Regions from separate parts of the Homo sapiens genome. Here region 2 is linked to region 1. Evidence: chromatin contacts called from ENCODE Hi-C data. All regions are on one chromosome and are shown on one strand. The core of a region is the stretch at or near the end of the contact, and the rest is flanking DNA. Distances in the headings are between cores, read along the strand shown.

Region 1 (4,001 bases), core at 791-3,290:
CCCACCCCCGCCGGCCCCTCCCCTCCTGCCCCCACGCCCAGAGACTGCAACCACCCGTTGGGGTTCCTTTCCATGACATAAGGGCTTTGTTCTTTTGCTCTTCAGAAGAAGTCTTTGGGTCCCTGCCATCTTAAGAGCTATAAAACTCATCAGGAAGGTCCACAGCTCCATTCTTGAAGTCAGCAAGACCACGAACCCACCAGAAGGAACGAACTCTGGACACACTAAAAATACAAAAAAAAAAAAAAATCAGCAGGCTTGGTGGCAGGTGCCTGTAGTCCCAGCTACTCGGGAGGCTGAGACAGGAGAATGGCGTGAACGTGGGAGGCAGAGCTTGCAGTGAGCGGAGATCATGCCACTGCCCTCCAGCCTGGGCAACAGAGCAAGACTCCGTCTCAAAAAAAAATTTTTTTAGAGACAAGTGGAGAAACAAATATTAACTGTACATTAAATATTATACATAGGACCAGGCCTGGTGGCTCATGCCTGTAATCCCAGCACTTTGGGAGGCCGAGGCGGGTAGATCACGAGGTCAGGACTTGGAGAGGAGCCTGGCCAATATGGTGAAACCCCGTCTCTACTAAAAATACAAATAATTAGCTGGATGTGGTGACACGCACCTGTAACCCCAGCTACTCGGGAGGCTGAGGAGGAGAATCGCTTGAGCCCGGAAGGCAGACTTCATGCCATTGCACTCCAGCTTTGGCAACAGAGCGAGACTCCGTCTCAAAAAAAAAAAAATCATATATAGATGATTTGATGATATGGTTAATTTTGTTAGGTGTGATAATGGTATCATTAGTAGCATGATGTCCCTTTGTCTTTAGGAATTGCCGGCTGGCAATGGGGAAGGGGTTGTGCATCCACTATTTCAGCCCCTACTACTTTAAGTCTCTTCCCAAGCACGTTCCTCTCCCAAAGAAGTTACCATTCTAAATGCCTAACAGCTGGAAGTCCCCTCTGGTGGTTTCACAAGTGGAGTGATTTTACAGGAGAAACCCAGGTTTGGGGTTTACTATTTACTTGACGGCATTTGTAATCTGTAAGGCTCTTCCTGCAAAGAACAGGTGTTTCCAACTATACGTGCCTGGTCAAGGACTATTTCTTGGGTTTTCTACGTTCTGCTTTTGACAGCTGACTTAACTCAGGGCCTGCCTCACTGAAGGGAGAAAAAGGAAGGCCTCGGTCCCCCAATCATGATGACCGGGTTGTAAATACTGCCTGGGAAGGGATAATACAGCCTTTTCCATTGTGTGTGTGTTTTAGTTTTTAATTTTTTAAATTTCAAGCTTAGGCAGTGGTTCAGTGCAAGGACTGAAAAGCGCTACAAGAGAAGGTGGGCAAGCACGAGGGGTTTCAAATACAGGGGTGGAAGCAGTAGAAGGAAATGTCTCTTAGGCCCAGAGGACGGAACCAAAGGGTCAATTAGAAGGGAAAGGGACCTGCGGACCTGGGGAGAGGTCACTGGGGTTCTAAGCCTTCCACCTCTGCTTCCGGAATTTCCACGGGTTTCGCGGCCTTCTGGAGCGGCGACTTGGCCACGCTTGGGGTACAGGGTTGTGGGAAGTCATGTCATCCCCTCCCTCACGTGTTCCCTTGGCCATACTTTCCTGCCCCTCCACTTCCAGGCAAAACACTCCTCGGGACAGGCCTTGGGACATGTCCCAGATACACAATGGGGGCGCTGGACTTGGTGATAAGGGGCCTGCAGGAAGAAAAAGGCAGCCGTGAGAGCCGCCTGCAGATCCACGATGCATCTTAAAATTACAAATTCTCAGGCCCTACCCCAGACCTACTGAGTCAGAATACCCAGGGCACTGAGCCAGGGGGTGGGTGCCCGTAGGCCCGGCAGCACCCAGCCTGCAGAAGCTCCACCTCCGGGAGCGCTGAGCTAGGACCAGCTCCCCACGCCCCTGCCCTGGGGCTGCCGGGAGTCCAGTCCTGTTACACCTCCCGCGGCCGCGCACAGCGGCAACCCGGGCGTGCGGGGGCGCGCGCGGTCAGGGAGGGGCCTGCGGAGGCGCGAGGCCCCCGGAAGCGCCTTTCCCGGAAGGCAGGGAGGCAGCGCCGGCCTCCGGAGGCGGCCTGGGCGATGGCGGCGGAGTTTTGTCCATAACGTGGGCAACCGCGCAGCTGGAGGATGGCCTCACTCGGGCCTGCCGCAGCTGGGGAGCAGGCGTCGGGGGCTGAGGCGGAGCCGGGCCCCGCGGGGCCGCCGCCGCCGCCCTCACCGTCCTCTCTGGGGCCCCTGCTCCCCCTGCAGCGGGAACCTCTCTACAACTGGCAGGCGACCAAGGCGTCGCTGAAGGAGCGCTTCGCCTTCCTCTTCAACTCGGAGCTGCTGAGCGATGTGCGCTTCGTACTGGGCAAGGGTCGCGGCGCCGCCGCCGCTGGGGGCCCGCAGCGCATCCCCGCCCACCGCTTCGTGCTGGCGGCCGGCAGCGCCGTCTTTGACGCCATGTTCAACGGCGGCATGGCCACCACGTCGGCCGAGATCGAGCTGCCGGACGTGGAGCCCGCAGCCTTCCTGGCGCTGCTGAGGTGAGCGGCAGCGCGGGCCGGGCCGGGCCGGGCCGGGCCGGGCCGGGCCGGGCTGGGAGATCCCCGGGGCCCGGCCTACCCGGACTCCCGGATGACCTTGGGCTGGGCTCTTCTGACCCGCCCGGGGCCTCAGTTTCCTCCCGAGCCGTTGATGCTCCGGAGGGTCGAAATCGAAATCTGTGAACCAGGACGGCTCAGTCGCCAACTAAACGTTAGTGTCTTCATTAGGCAAGCGTGCGTTTTACCATTGAAAGGCGTTTCGCATTCCAATTATGGATTGTCGCTCAGACTTCAGAATTAGACAAGTGGCAAGGATAGAGGGGCAGATCAGGTTGTCCTGATTGCCCATTTGCGAAGTTTTATGTTTTTGTTTGGGGGAAGAGAGTAGTTGAAAAATCTTGCAGGACTGATGTTTTGGGGTTATTGTCACCCCCTTCCCCCCGCTTTTTTTGAGACAAGGTCTTGCTCTGTTGCCCAGGCTGGAATGCTGTAGCGCGATCATGGCTCACTGCAGCCTCGACCTCTCCGGGCTCAGGTGATGCTCCGACCTCAGCCTCCCGAGTATTTGGGACTACAGGCACGCGCCACCACGCCCGGCTAATTTTTTTTATTTTTATTTTTGGTAGAGAGAGGGTTTCACTATGTTGCCCAGGCTGGTCTCGGACTCCTGGGGTCAAGCGATCCGTCCACCTCGGCCTCCCAAAGTGCTGGGATTACAGGCGTGAACCACCGCGCCTGGCCACTTTTTTGTTTTTGTTTTTGTTTTTCATTAACGTATTAGTTGTCAAGACCCAGGAAAGTAAATACGAAAACAGACAAGTGAGGCTTTACCTGCTTTGTGTTTCTACACACAAGGTCACATTTGCTTATAAATGAATCCCTCCCTTGATGTTAGAATTTGCTTGTTGGTTATTTGAGGATAGTAGATTGACATCTAATGAAAAGGTGATTGTTTGGCATTACTAGCTTTTAATCACAGCCATCCTGTTAGGGAGGCGTAAGAATTGTTTACCCCAATTTCACAAATGGGACTGAGGCCCAGAAGAGTCAAGTATCTTGCCCAAGGTAACAAACAGCTAACTCACACTGAAGACCATGTCTGTTTCATTATACTAAGATGGTTTTAAATAGCTGCCTGAGTAGAACGTGTTGTTATTAAAATGGCAGAGTCTTGGGTAGTACTGAAGCAAAAACAGGCAGGTCAGTGGGACAGAATTAGATACAAAGGTTCACAGTTGAATCAGAAAGATGAACAAGAAAATGAATGTAAAGTTCACACAACTAGAAACAAATAATAAGATTCCATTGACGAATGGATAAAGGACAGGATAGATAACTTAGAGAAAGAAAAAATACAACTAATTAACGAATGTTTTACCTGGCTGGTAATTAGGAAGTGCAAATTAAAAGACAGTGGTATTTTTTCCTTCCATTAATCCCACCAAAAAATTTAAAGGTAA
Region 2 (4,001 bases), core at 1,502-4,001, 1.9 Mb before region 1:
TGATAAACTGGTATTTACTAAATGCTGTAGGACTATAAAAGCATCCCCCAATGAATTTCTTGTTGAAATTCACTTAAAGATATGCTGACTTACAGTTTTAATAAGAAATTTTGTAATGAATTAAATTGCATCTTGAGATAATACAAAGAAACTAATTTTATGATTTAATTTTGCTAAATTGCTAGCAGTTTGCCTTCTCTAACATGAATTTCCAGAGCATAGTTAATATCTTAAAATTTAAAAAGATTCATTTTCAAAGAAAAAATATTAGACTAGAAAAAATGCTGACATTTACCTCTGCTCTACTATCTGACATGCCTAAATGCAAATAACTGTAAATGAGATATCAACATGTACAGTTCATGAATAACAAGTATGGGGCTATTATTTCTGTGGTTGTGGTGTTATAATTTATAATTTGACTCCTGCTCTGGAAATACTATTATTTTGAAGTCTACATAGGAGGCTTTATGAAATCAAATTCCAATGACTGAAAAAGTTTCATCAATCAGTTAACAATTTTTTAAGAAATCAGTAAACATTTATTTAGTACCTACTATGTGTATGCCACTGGGTTAGGCACTTTAAGGATGAAAGTATTTTCTGAGCCCCCAACACAAGACAATGGTCTGCCAATACAGAAGAATGGTTGAAGTAAGTACTTAAAAACTCAGGGACCTAACGGCACTGCGATAGCACAAGAGCAAGCTGCTGCTGCACTGGGGAGGCTTACAAGACACCTAGGTGAATTTTAGGACACCCAATCCACCACAAAAAAAGCCTGTAAGACACAAAGGCCCCTCACTATAAAAGGGCTACTTTGGTAATCTGAAATTATCACATTAGTCTGCAAAATGTTAGATTTGGACTGAAAACTTGAAAGCTGTTAAAGTTTCCATATGCACCTGTGTAACACTTTTTTAAAGCCAAGTAGGCTTAACACACAGCTTAACACTGATATTAAGAGCACCTTGAGTTAGTAAGCCTAAACCATCAGAGGTTTCTTTAAAGAATCTATAGGAGAAGGAATTCAATTTCTGATAATCAGAACAAAGTTGAATTTTCACTTAGGGTATGGGAATGGTGGGGAAATCAACTGTTATGCAACACTGAAAAAGACTTTCCCCTTTCGTACAGAAAAAGTATCATGACGACTGCTAGAAATGTAAGACAGAAAGTACATCAAACTATATCCCTCAAACTTCGGAGGTTCAGCAGTTCTCAGCAAGCAAGGAAAAATCAAACAAATTTTGCAAATTACTCTTTCAAAAACTGGTCGTGATGAGAGGGATGACAGCCAACAATCTGCAGCCATGCACGAATTTTGTTGTTGTTGTCTTTTACTGGTTTAACAAAACATAAACCAACGCATGAGTTCCAGCTTTAAATTCTGAAATGAGAGAACTGGAAAGCTGCTGCTGTGTGCCTTAATGATCACGTTTTTCTTTTTCCTTTTTAACTTTCCTTTAGAAAACCTCAACAAAGACTAAGCCCAGAAACTTTGACAAAACATAAGCCAAGGCAACATGCGCTGGAGAAGACACGCAATGTAAAAAAACAAAAAACCCCAGTCACAAAATGTCCCAGTAAGTCGGCTTAATAAAAGATTAACTTTGTTCTGCTGAATGCTTCAAAAATCGCGTTTCACAGTATTTTCTAATTACATATGCTTTAAATACAGTATGTATGCTAATAAACGTGGACCTCAAATACATGTGCAATGAAGCAAAGCTGATGTTCCAGATTACATTCTAGCAGTCCCGAAGAAAATGGTAACCTGCAACTGCATGTGCAAAGCTGACAGAGGGAAAAGAGTGGTGAGGCCAGTCGCCCTTCCCTTTCTACCACAGGAAAAGAACAAAGTTCACACTGATTTAACATTGCAGGGGCGCGCCAGAATATCCTGGGGGTTTCCCTCAAACACCCGCTCTTGGAGAGGAAATTGATGCAAGCGCCTCAGTCAACTTCACATCGGGCCCCGCCGCTCCGGGAGTCGGATGTGTCCAAAAAACCGACGCCGCGACACAGGCGGCGTCCTAATCGCAACCCTAGGAAATCAGGGTCGCGGGACCTGGGTCGGTCCTTCTCTGAACGCTGCCCCGGCAAGGCGGGAGACTGGCGTCAATCAGAACCATCCAAAGCGGGACAAGAGGGCACCGAGGCCGGGTGGGGGGGACCCCGCCCGGCCCCTGCGGGAAAGTTGCTTACTGGCCGGGCCCGAGTTTCGCGGCGGCCCCAGAGTGCCCGGCGCCCCTTACCTTCTTGCCGCTGCCGTCGCGAAGCTCCGACTCCAAGAGGCCGGCGCCGCGGGTCCGGGGCAAGGCGGCCGTCTTCTGGCCCTGCGGGAGGCGCGGCCCGCCGGACGACAGCGGCGGTGCCGCGGGGCTAGGCGCGTCCTCGGCCACCAGGCGCTCGGAAATGTGGATGCTCGGGGCACAGCCCATGCTGGCGGCGGCGCCGCGGACACGCTGGCGGGTAGCCGCGATCCGGTCAGCAAACGGCCCACCCGGCGCCTCCGGGCCGCCGCGGGCGCCGTGTCATCGCCGCCTGGGCGGGCGGCGGCGAGCGCGGATCTCGCGTCAGGAAACGCGGCCGCCCCTTTTATCGCGGTGCGGGCGCTGCGGCGGCGGCGGCTGCGGTGGGAAGGGGGCGCTTAGGCGGGTGGCGTGCCGAGGCCGCCCCTCCGAACATGCCCTTCCTGAGGCAGGAGCCGACGGCCGCCTCTCACATCGCCGGGCTCGCCTCGGCCGCGCTTCCGGGGAAATAGGGGGAGGAGATTTGCGCTCTCCTTACCCAGGAGCGGCTGAGTCCACGCCGCGCGAGCCACGCTGCCCTCGCCGAGCTGCGGCACGACCCCCGGGGGAGGCGAGCTCCCGGCCGCGCCCGGCCCCGCTCCCGCCGCCGCCGCCGCCGCCTCCCCGGCTCCAGACTCCGCCTAGATGTGGACACCCACGCCGCTCCGCCCGCTGGGCCGCCGCCTCGCGGAAAAGCCCCCCCAGGCCGAGTGCCGGTGGGGTACAAGGCTAGCCTTAGACGCTCCCGCTGGCCGGGGTTTAGGCGCGGGGTCCGAGGGAAACCCCTCGGAGCGGCCGGGCCACGTCCGCCAGGGTAGGGAGGGGAGCAGCTCGGCTCCAGCGGGGCCTGGGGCCGCACCGTCGAGAAGCGCAGAAACGGCTGCGCGCACCCAGGAGTTGCTGGCGGTACGGCTCCGGCTCCGGCTCCGTGATCCGGGCCGGGTTTTGCCGGCAGCGTGCCGCGCCGAGCCCCCAGCGGTGACCTCCAGCGGGTGCTGGCGTCAATGCAAAGCAGCTGGGGCGCCCGCCACCTCCTCCGGACGCCGCCCGCAACTGAGCATGCGCGGCGACGACAGGCGGGGCGCCCGACTGGGCTACCCAGAGAAGGAAAGAGACTTGCCCAGGGACACACAGCCACCTCCGTCCCGAGGCCACCAGAAGCCCGACCGCCAAATTCGAATTCCGGCTCCGTAACTTAGCGGCTACTTGACCTCGGTGGGGTCACCAAGTGTGAGCCCTGGAGCTGTTACCCAGAAAAGAGGCCGGTGGAAAGACCTCCTTTGGGGGTAGTGAAAGTCAAACTGGGGCGCCGCGCGCCGGGTCCCGGGTGGGTGGGGCCTGGGCGTCCGCGAGAAGCCGCAGCCCACGTGCGCTCCCTCGCAGGCCAAAACCTGGCGCGCCACGCCTCGGATTACACAGGCGCCGGGGCGGCCGCAAAGCTACAGCACCGGGCAGGCTGCAGGCGCCCGTCCTCCTCTCATTTTAACCAAAGTGCTAGTCGGGCGTCCGAGACCCCAAAGGCAGAGCCAGGGGAAGGGGCGTACGCATTGCAGGCCTGGGGCCCATGAGGACCCCGGACACGCACACAGCCACTAGCTTGCTGTGTGAACTGGGCCAGTCACTTAACTTCTTGGTGGCTGGGGCTCCTCCCCCACCAGCTGGAGGGCGGTGTCTCTGGGCGTCCATCACGTATCCTGTAGCGGGCTG

Evidence for each region. Hi-C counts contacts between places; a loop is a spot of excess contacts on that map. Pooled maps may share reads with other maps.
Region 2: a loop to region 1 is called in a pooled map, with 11 times the contacts of the local background. The contact joins the promoter of PDE8A here to the promoter of BTBD1 in region 1. A Hi-C loop is called at or near these places in 2 of 37 single-sample maps with no recorded cell type and 9 of 50 pooled maps.

Annotation. Positions count from the first base shown.
Region 1 is chr15:83,065,291-83,069,291 of GRCh38, reverse strand. BTBD1 (BTB domain containing 1) reads left to right here and starts at 2,040. Exons shown (of 8, transcript NM_025238.4): 1 at 2,040-2,541. The coding sequence starts at 2,141. It overlaps MIR4515 (microRNA 4515), which reads right to left and starts at 1,957; the gene lies at 1,877-1,957. RefSeq lists enhancers at 1-155, 1,593-1,642, 1,653-1,772 and silencers at 1,833-2,312, 2,553-2,722.
Region 2 is chr15:84,980,606-84,984,606 of GRCh38, reverse strand. It overlaps PDE8A (phosphodiesterase 8A), which reads right to left and starts at 2,751. Exons shown (of 22, transcript NM_002605.3): 1 at 2,259-2,751. The coding sequence starts at 2,444. RefSeq lists an enhancer at 2,570-3,102 and silencers at 2,830-3,319, 3,640-3,689.